Regions from separate parts of the Homo sapiens genome. Here region 2 is linked to region 1. A link is a contact called in ENCODE Hi-C or POLR2A ChIA-PET data. All regions are on one chromosome and are shown on one strand. Each heading gives the region's core, a stretch centred on a gene start or an enhancer-like site at or near the end of the contact. The rest is flanking DNA. Distances are from core to core; before and after follow the strand shown.

Evidence for each region. A loop is a pair of places that touch in the nucleus more often than their neighbours do. ChIA-PET counts read pairs that join two places held with the same protein, here RNA polymerase II (POLR2A). Pooled maps may share reads with other maps.
Region 2: a map of cardiac septum shows a loop between it and region 1 (2.4-fold over the local background). The contact joins two enhancer-like sites. A Hi-C loop is called at or near these places in 1 of 168 maps with a recorded cell type or tissue (cardiac septum) and 4 of 50 pooled maps. POLR2A ChIA-PET finds 5 or more read pairs at or near these places in 1 of 52 experiments (OCI-LY7).

The regions. Positions count from the first base shown.
Region 1 is chr15:94,670,437-94,675,510 of GRCh38, reverse strand. No RefSeq gene overlaps it. Among named protein-coding and RNA genes, the nearest start is that of LINC02852, 84 kb to the right of the region's middle. Within about 2 kb of position 3,575, at least 5 of the 41 ENCODE cell types and tissues checked have a DNase peak (open chromatin) inside an H3K27ac peak, as active enhancers do.
Region 2 is chr15:95,128,143-95,133,098 of GRCh38, reverse strand. LOC105370991 (a long non-coding RNA gene) reads right to left here. Exons shown (of 12, transcript XR_002957693.2): 6 at 2,938-3,030; 7 at 69-227. It overlaps LOC105370990 (a long non-coding RNA gene), which reads left to right. Exons shown (of 5, transcript XR_932646.3): 5 at 358-500. Among named protein-coding and RNA genes, the nearest start is that of LETR1, 200 kb to the left of the region's middle. Within about 2 kb of position 1,779, at least 2 of the 41 ENCODE cell types and tissues checked have a DNase peak (open chromatin) inside an H3K27ac peak, as active enhancers do.

The DNA.
Region 1 (5,074 bases), core at 2,326-4,825:
TCTGTGACCCTAGGCACATCTGTTAACACTTCTAAACTTCGTAATCTGTAAAACAAAGATTAAAAAATTAAACCACCCACCTCATACAATTACTGAGAGGCTCAGAGGCAATAAGATATTACAAAACCCAGCACAGTGCCTGGTACCCACAGGTGTTAATGCATGTTCTTTATTTCTCCCATTTACCAAGGACTGCATTGGGCTGAATGTGGTGGACATTTGAGTCCATGAGCTGAGAGGTCATGGAAATTCCTTCCTGCTCTGACCCAGGCTTCTCCTGCAGGGTTGAATATGGCCATTGCGGCATGCTTGTCATTTTGATTTCTCTTTCTTCTGGAATAGCATTAAGACCTTTTTTCAGATAGGCTCCAGTGAGGTGCCATGTGCTGAGTCTGGGGCCTGCTATACTGGATTTCCACCAACAAGGGCCAGATTCTCTCTTCGTTAAGATTTTTGGCTTTCTGGACACCAGCAGGTGGATTCTTACATGGAAGGACAGATTTTGCCAGGGTAGGACATGCATGATGTGGCTGGTGGGACTGAAGACCCTGTGGGCATTGATGAAGGCAAGGATGGGCTCAAACACCATCCGAAACCCACACAGATCCACACCAGGTCCCAGCCCTGGACCAGACAATGCAGCAGCCAAATTTTAAAACTTAGAGTCCTAAAACGACATGATTGTTTTTATACATCCAGGCACATCCCTGAATGGGGAGAAAAATGCCAAGTAAGGGGACAATCTTCCCTGCCATTATCACCTCCCTTCATCTGCTCCAGGCCCGAGCTGCCCGGGTTGCCATGGTGATGCAGGGCTGACCTCTCACTTTTTACTCTTCCAGGAGCTAAAAAGGTAAAAATGAGCCATTTGGTAGCAAATGAAAATCAACCTCCTTCAGTTAAAAGATGTTGAATTGCTTTCGCTTCGTCAAACTTAATGTTCCGTAGCCAAGTTAAAAAAAAAAAAAAAGTCAAAGAAGAAGGAGAGGGGGAAGAGGAGGGGCAAAACGGAAGAACGCAAGCAAGAGAGCTCAGAAGCAAGCGGAGATGTTGGCTGGAGCAGCAGTGGCGACTGCAGCAGAGAACAGGGATGGGCATCAGTGCCGGAGGCATCAGACCAGCCTTCAGCAACAGCTTTCTCAGAGCTCACAATTGGGTGCTGAGCCACTTCCTTCGACTTGCCCGGCCTTGTTGGTGCTGGCTCCAGCTCTTTCTCCCTGCTTGTCTCTTTTACTCGCTTTGCAATGGTACCTGGTGAAGCTGGATTGCTGGCTTTTACTTTTCATGTGCAGAGAAATTGGGTCAGGAAATCAAAATATTGATTGAACCCGATTGCGGTAGCTGTTCTAGAAGAGATTTTAGGGGAAGCAAATTACATTCTTTTAACATTATTCAGCCCGTGATTAGGCATGTGCCCCATGCATGAGCCAGGAGAGCGCATTCGTTTGCTGTGATTAATATCCCAAAGTGGCTTTCTCCAGTAACCCAGGCTGCCAGGAACTTGACCACTCAGAGCCTAGCCAGCAGGACCACCCAGGCCAGGGATGCCCCCTGTCCGATTACAAGCACAGGTTGGGCAGGTGCGAGAGCAGTGCAGGGTGGCTGTGGGCGGCCAGCCTGGTTGTGCTTGGGAGCAGGAAGCATCTTGCCGCCTGTTTCTGGCTTTCTGATGTGTGGCAGGGAAGCTGGATATTTGCCCTTTTTCCTCTTTTCTCTTTTTGCTCTTGGTTGATAGAGGACGGTCTCAAAGTCTATCCACCTGCACATCATGTGCAAAGACAGCCGGGGTTATACTTTGGCTTCAAATGATTCATTGGGATTCAAGTGTCTAAGCACGTGGGCTAGAGCTGTCAAACCATCTTCTACATGTGAATTACCCTTAATTATAACTTAGGTGAGAACTACCGATTTATCACTCCCAGACTTGTTTTTAATCCTTTAACTTCTGGAGTTAAACCATTGGATAATGGCAATACTACAAAAAATTAGAAAGAGTAAGAGTAGTTATGGGGAAGGCAACTAATTCTTTTTTTTTTTTTTTTTTTGAGATGGAGTCTCTCGCTGTCGTCCAGGCTGGAGTGCAGTGGTGCGATCTCGGCTCACTGCAAGTTCCGCCTCCTGGGTTCAAGTGACGTTCCTGCCTCAGACTCCCGAGTAGCTGGGACTACAGGCACCCGCCACCACACCTGGCTAATTTTTTTTGATCCGCCCGCCTTGGCCTCCCAAAGTGCTAGAATTACAGATGTAAGCCACTGCGCCCGGCCAAAGGCAACTAATTCTTATCAGAAAGATGTCTTCACAATGTCTTGGAGCAAAACCCTAGGTTTTTTAAGAAGTACTTTAGAAACCTCATGGGCAGGTCAGGGGTCAAACACACAGAAAATTCACTAGCGATCAGTTTCAATAAGTCCAACATGAGAATAAACAAAACCAGGCTATTAAGTGATAATATGGAGAGAAAAATAATGGTGCCCAGATTGATTCATTCATTCAAAATATCTATATTCTTTAGTCGTATTTCTTCAAATACTGATAGTATTTGGCAAATACCTGCTAGTTTGTTTAATAATCCTAGGTCTTATTTATATCATCAGCTTCCGGTGGTCATAAGATTTGCAGAAAGAGCCTTTCTCTGTTGGATTCATAATACGTCCTGGATTCTACCTGAAATCCTTGTCTCTGAAATGTTGGAAGAGACCCTCTTTCATGCCCCCTGCCCCGACCTGGCCACAGGCGCGTACACCTGGTCCATATTCTGTAATGAGGTCTCAGTGGTCATCTTATTCTCAGGGCCCATCGAAAAATTGCATGCTCTGAAGACAGCATAGTTGCATCAAACTCTTTAACTGGCTGGCATTTTGAAAGTTTAAAGGGTTAATGCTCCTAAGAGAAGAAGAAAACACCACGCGTGCGTTTTGATCTGAGGTTCAAAACATACACGCAGATGAAAACGGCCAGCCTCATCGCTACACACAATCCCTTTCTCTGCCTCCCAGTCCCTCTCCTTCCCTCTCCACAATCTTACAGATCTCAGTACGATTAGAGAGCTGCCGATAAGAGAATGGCCATTGGTATTCTATGGTTTCAGTGTAGTCTGAAAATTAAATCCCTATGAAAATAATATATCTCTTCTCCTCTCCCCTACCCCCTCCTCCCTAGAAGCAGCTGCTTTTCACATTTAAATGTAGCAGTGGTAACAAGAGCCTCTTTTATCAGCTACTCCTATTCATAAGGCATTAAAATACACGCCGTTTCCTAATCCCTAGTGCAGCTCTAACAGGGGCTTCAGCTTTGTGCTGAAATAGCACGTATCTTTTAAAAGTAGCTGATGGAAATCATCTTCCAAACCGAATCAGTCTCTTAAAAGCAGCTCTCCCCAAGCACAGAACATAAATAGAGTCCAGGACACAGTGTGTGTCCAGCTCCCCTCTCCACTGTAAAGGGTTTGGGAAACAATGGCTGAGTTTGTTTATAAGTAGCCCAAGCGACTTGGCAAGCTGCTTCCCTCCTCTCTCTTCCCTCCCACCCCAGATCCCATACCCATCTTTACAGCAGCACCAGTTGCAGCGCCTCTTCTGGGAAAGGCATTGCTACTTCTGTGTAAGCCAATAGGCATTTGCTGAGCAAGGTCACTTTCAGAGGCAGCTCTTTCTGGAGGCAGCATCTACAGGAACGGTGGGCCAGGGGCTGGAGGCATGGATCAAATAGAAAATCACCTGGATTCCTGGTTAATCCACAGGCCTCAAGAGGAGTGCATGCGGGGCTGGTGAATTCCATAACCATGAGAGAGCTATTTTGTAGGCAGGTAGCTGATAGAAATGTACACAGCCATATGACACATACGTATATATATATAGTTTACATATAAACACAAGTATACACATATTTGTCCGCATCAGACAGTACTGATTCCCTGCACAATCACCTAGAAATAGCATTAGAAGCACTATTAACACAGAGGGAACATTTCAAATACAAACAAGAATAAGTAGCCTGAATTATGGTTAACTCTTGTGGCTATCGTTTTATTGAAATTACGTCCTGAAATTAACTTTTTCTTATATGTTAAAATTAAGGCTGGCCCTTTAAAAATAATTTATTTTTTGAATACTCAAGCTTTCATTCCGATATATCTGTTTTTCTATTTTCAGTAAATTAGGGGGTTTCTAGTCTCTGGTTTTATTACTAATAAAGAAGAGAAAAAGGTAGCAGAAATGTTTGTTGTATTTTGTGTTCAGCTTTATGTTTATTTTCTTTCAACTGCTTATAGAAGAGATCTCAGGAGGAAAAAAATACATCACATTCTTCTAACATTGTTTTACTCAAAGTTTTATTTTAGAAGTGTAATTATTTTTTTCTCATGGTAAGTAAGTGTTGCTAGAAGTGTTTTGGAATTTTAAGTTCCTCTGGCAGATATCTGTTTTTCAATTGCTGTGAATCTTTTTTTTTTCTAATTCTCTCTCTCTTCTTGATTTGAAACTGAAGTGCTGATGAATGTTCTTTGCCTTGTACAATAGATATCTTTTTACTTATAAAATGCCACAAAGTTATAAATTAGGAGGACTATCTACATGATAAGATTTTCTCCCTCCCTCATGTGCCAGCTAAATGTTGAAGAAGGCTGATAGGAACAGAAATAACATGTTCAAGGGAGAAATAATCCAAATAAATATATACCTTCATTTCATCTCTTTTGAAGAAAGTGTCCATCTCACCAAGGTTGTAAGGTTTTTAATAAAAGCAGAAAACTCTTCAGGTAATTATAAACGCCCTTTAATACTATTAAAGGAAAACGTAATTCCAATCATTGAGATTTATTGGAAATCTTACTTTCTGAGGCAGTGGCAATTATCTCTGAATCATGGAACCTGACTGCCCTCTTCTGGTTATAAACAGAAATAGGAACAGCCTGGAAGAATTCTATCACTGACAATAGGGTTATGTCTAGGAAATCTACGATAATAAGGAAATGTCCACATTCATATTAGAATCTGTGCCTGACAGGAATTAGAAACTGAATAATCTAACTTCCTCATGGCCCAGAATACAATGCTTTCTAATTGTTTTTTGACAG
Region 2 (4,956 bases), core at 530-3,029, 460 kb before region 1:
GTGAAATTCACATTTGAGAGGCTTAAATAACCCCTGGAAAAACATGAAGAAACAATGAATAAGACAACCTGTGGTTTCAGATGTCAGCCTCAAACTCCAAGTCAGAATAGCCGGCAATCCATAGTGATGGCTCCAACAGGCATTCAAGTGACTTTTCACCCAAGAATGTGCTGTGTTCCAGGGCAGTTAGCAATTTCTCTGATGGTTAATGATCCTCCCTATCAACCCTGGTGGAAGACAGTTAGTTATTCACTGCAACCAAGTGCAGATCATTTCCACTTACTTTACCATCTAACTGTGAAGATTATTAAGGAAAAGGACTTTTTCTTCTTCTCTCTTCTAACATGTTAAACTAAGAACCTTCCCACTGTGAACTACTGGCATCTTACTTTTTGACCCCTTGACAAGAAGAACTGGAGTTACCAAAATGCTGTCATTTAAGGTGTTGGAGTGGAAACCAGAACATTACCTATTATCAAGAAGGGGTTTCTTCTAAGGCATTCAGGTCTGTATAACATTTGTGCAAAAATGACTGGTCCATTTGGAAATGAGTGGTTGGAAAAGAGTCTGGAACTTAATACAGAATTGTGAGTCAGGCTTTAGAAGCAGGTATCTTAGCTCAGGCTGTTTTAGCTCCCAGCTTAGACTTGGAGGCTTATAAACAATAGACATTTATTTCTCACAATTCTCAGGCCAAAAGTCCAAGACCAGGGGGCCAGCATGATCAGGTTCTGGTGAGGGCCCTCTTCTAGGTTACCGACTGCTGACTTATATCTTCACATGGTGGAGAGAGACAGCCCTCTCTGGGGTCCCTTATATAAGAGCACTAATCCCACTCATGAGCCATCATGACAGAGCCCACCTCGTAATACCATCACATTTGTAGAAGGGTGTTGGGATTTCAACATATTAATTTTAGGGGGACAAATATTTAATTAATTGAAGCCCAAAGAAACAATCTTTACAATTGCAGAATCTCTGAAATTAGCCTATCCTTTTCCCCCATGATACAGCTCTGATTTCATTGTTAACATCTTTCTCAGAAGTTCAGCATTTCTAGTGCCAGGAGAACTAAATGTTAACTCTTGAGAAAAAATACATTCCTTCTCCCTGGAATGTGCTCTTTCATCTTGTAATTTTAAAGTGGAATGGGACATTTTTCTTTTCTCATTTTATACGTGAACCGATTCTTTTGTCGATACCAACTGTATCTCGTCAGTGTCATTTATAGTTATTATGAAGAGTGAAATGGAATGAAATTTGATAAAAAATAGAAACCACTTATTAAAGCTACCTAATTGGGGAAAGGTGAGTTTAATCTACTGTTTCATTTTTAAGTTTCTGTTTCCTCTCCTTTTCCTCATAAATAGGAAAAAAAATTGGCACAGAAACTTGGCTCTTGAGATTGTGAAGAAAGTTTATTCTACATGGAACTTGACACACGCTGATCAGGGAATCTCTTTTGTCTGCGGACTTTCTTTAAAAAAGAAGAATTGGTTTCTTAACTGCTTTCAAAGGTTGCCTTGATAAGTTTCTTTGTGTCATTGTATCTTTCATTTTGAGTTGAAGGTTTTTCACCCAACCCTTATTATAGATGACCTAACATTTTGCTCCGGGGCTGATGCCAGAACCCTTTTCCTTTAGTTCCTGGCAAGGTTGCTGCCATTTCCTATCTCACGCCTTCCTGAATTTACCTAAACTGAAGTTCCAGGCTTTTGTTGAAATGCTTTTCTCCCTTCCGCTCTTGTGTACCCTGTGTCACATTATCTGCAAAAGGTCGCAACCAACTTCCCTTCACTGTGGACACAGGAAGGGGAAATGAAGAGGGGAGAAGTTACTGATCTGATTCTAGAGGTCAAGGGTGTGGGAGGGTGAATGTACATTTCTCAATAGCTTTCGCTGCAGTGTGTGCTTTCCTTTGTTGACCATCCCTTGCTATTGTGTTGGGGAGTCTTTTAATAACACCCAGCAGAGTTGACTCAATGGCAATACCAAGATGAGAAAGACTTGGTAAAAAAAAAAAAAATTATGTGTGCACATTTGCCTGGCACATACACAGCAAATAACCAGCTATTTATTTCTGCAGGATATTCTGCGCCTGCAGCTTTTCTCACGTCATAGAGAGTTTCAACGTACTTAATTCTCACAGCATCTCATTAAAATAAGTGTTCTTTCACCACTCTAAAGTGAATAAGACTATAAACAGAGAATTAGGGAGGAGCAGTCCATTGCCTAAGATCACACAGCAAGCGGCAGGTCCACTGTTCAGAATCGATACCCACCCCTGCTTTTTCAATCTTCCAGGCTGCTGTTAATGTATGAGCACACAGGCTGCTGACGTGGAAATCAAAGTTACAATCTAGGACAACTTTTTCACATCAAAAGGGCAGTGAGATTATCTTTTGCATTTAAATTATTCTCTTCTGGTGCAGCAGGCTAATTAATGTTAGTGTATTTCCATTTTTCCAGCCCAGAGATCCTTGGATGACTCTCAAGGTGCCTCACTTGCAACCTGGGTCTCTTGCAGGCCTTAATTTCCGTAATGAGACTCCTCTGCTCCACTGTCTCTGCAGGGCTGATGGTAGCCCTATGGCTCTTCCATCCAGTTTATGGGGATTACAAAAGGAGCCTCAGAGTCACGTAATAGGCAGGACCACTGCTCTTAACAGGGTCCAGCATCTGGGAGGGCAAGGCCTGGCATGGGGTTGGGACAAGGCATGTTTACAACAGCCTAACCAGTGAGCTTGAGCTTTTCAAGACCATTGAGAGGGTACTTTGGAAATTGCAGGAGTGCATTCATGAATACGCAAATGTCTTTGATTTATTAGCATCCCTTAAGCATGAGAACTAATAGGGTAACACATCAAAGGTAACATTTGCCTTGTAAAGGGAGGGCTCTGTAAACATGAACAGTGGAAAGAAAGAAAGAAAACAGACCTTCTGTTTTGATGTCATATCCATCCTCAGCACCTGCTTCTGGTCGGAAGATGCAATCCTTCATTCTGAGTATTTCCTCTGGCCAAGCCCATACTTTGGGGCCAGAATTAAAGGGAAAGAAAAGGAAAGAGAGAAAGAGAGAGAAGAAAACAGAAAGGAAAGAGAGGAGAGGTGAAGCAGATAAATGGAAAAATCAGTGAGGACCCAGAAAAGTAATTGTTTGCATTTACTCTAAGTGTAGAAAGTTGTCTTCTTCATTGCTTAATTCAAGGACAAATAGTGAAAGTATTTTCTAGGGGGAAATAATGAGGCATCGAGAGGTTAAGTGGGCGGCTGGGAGGAGCATCCAGGGCTCTGACTTTCCGTCCCCATCCAGCTGCACTTCCTCCTCAGTTGGGGCCAAGTCCAAGACCACAAAAGACGCACTAGGCATCCAAATAAAGCAAATAAAACAGAACATGCAAACCTTTATGCAGCCTTAATGAAAGCAAATGGATGGGACATTTTAAAGATATAACTTTAACCAGACCATTGCCTAATGGCCATATTTTCAAGACAAAATGTATCACAATCACATACTAATTTAAATTATCACTCTTACAGAAATTGGATAGGAAAATTTTAAATCTGTATGCATCTCTGAAACATTTAGAAATGCATTGCTCTCCAAAGCTAAATTGTGAGGGAAGCTGAGAGCTTACACTTAACAACATAATTTTTCTTCTCCACCCTCAACCTGCCTTTTATGTTACTTCCTTAATGGTCTTTCTTAAACAAACACAAAAACAAAGATTTTCTTCTGATTTTAGAAGCAATAGAGCAATAGGTACCTGTTTTAGAAAATTTGGAAAGCACACAAAATTTTCAACAATAAAAATAAAAGCCACCTATAAAAGAAAACGTACCCTTATTTTGGAGCACCATATGGGGTAAGAGGCACCGGGAGTTAGATATGAACTGACCCAGGTTTAGCCTCAGCTCTGTCCCTCAATATTGATGAGTTTCCAGGAAAATTACTTAGCCCTTTCAGAACTCACGACGTCCTTTGCAAAATGGAGGTACTAAGAGTGCTTATATTGTAGGATGCCAAAGAGGACTAAAAGGTGTGTGTCCAGTGCCTGGCATGACAGCACTCAGCAGGTTTTATTGAGCACTAACTCTTTGCCAGATGGTAAATTCAGCTTTATATACAGATTATCAAGTTATCAGTGGGGGAGTTGAGATTTGACACCCCCACACACACAAAATAAAAATATTTTGTTAAAATTCTTGCGATTATGTTTCCCAGAAATATTTTTCTAAAGTTGATATTATAAAATATGTATACTTTTACATGTTATGTGGAGTGCTGTAGCATAAATCCCCTGATAATATAGACACTCAAATATTTGTGACAGCTGCATAATACTTCAATATAGACTACTACATGGTTTACTTAAGTAATCCTCAATTATTGGACTTCTAAGTTTTTGTTTGTTTGCTCATTTTTTGAAGAAAACACTTTTGTTTATTAACCTTTTAAGGAATGTTAGATTTCCCTTTACTTAGAATAATATGATTGGGTCAACATTAAGGTACATTTTAAAGGTATAAGTTTCATTTCATCTTGATGAATTACTTTCTACATTATTACGTCAATTATTCACAAGTTAATATATAAAGACAATGCAACTCCAATTAAAACCCTAAAATGATTTATTTGAAGATAGGCTCTTTGACAAAATATTCTAAATTTCACCCAAAACACTAGTTGTTAGAATAGATAGAACTTTTTCTCAAGTGAAAAGTTGAGAGCTACAAAAGTTCAATTTCCTTAGTTCTAAAAATTAAAATGAAAATTATATATGTATGTATAATCGGCTGTGAATTTTACTCTCTGGATATAACAGCAATTTGGTCTTACTATGGTGCCCCAAGATTTAAATATTATGCTTTTATGTTTAAAAATACTACAAATCAAATAACCCCCAGTTCACCACAGGTAAGCCCGTCAATACGTAGAATTCTGGATTTTTCCCC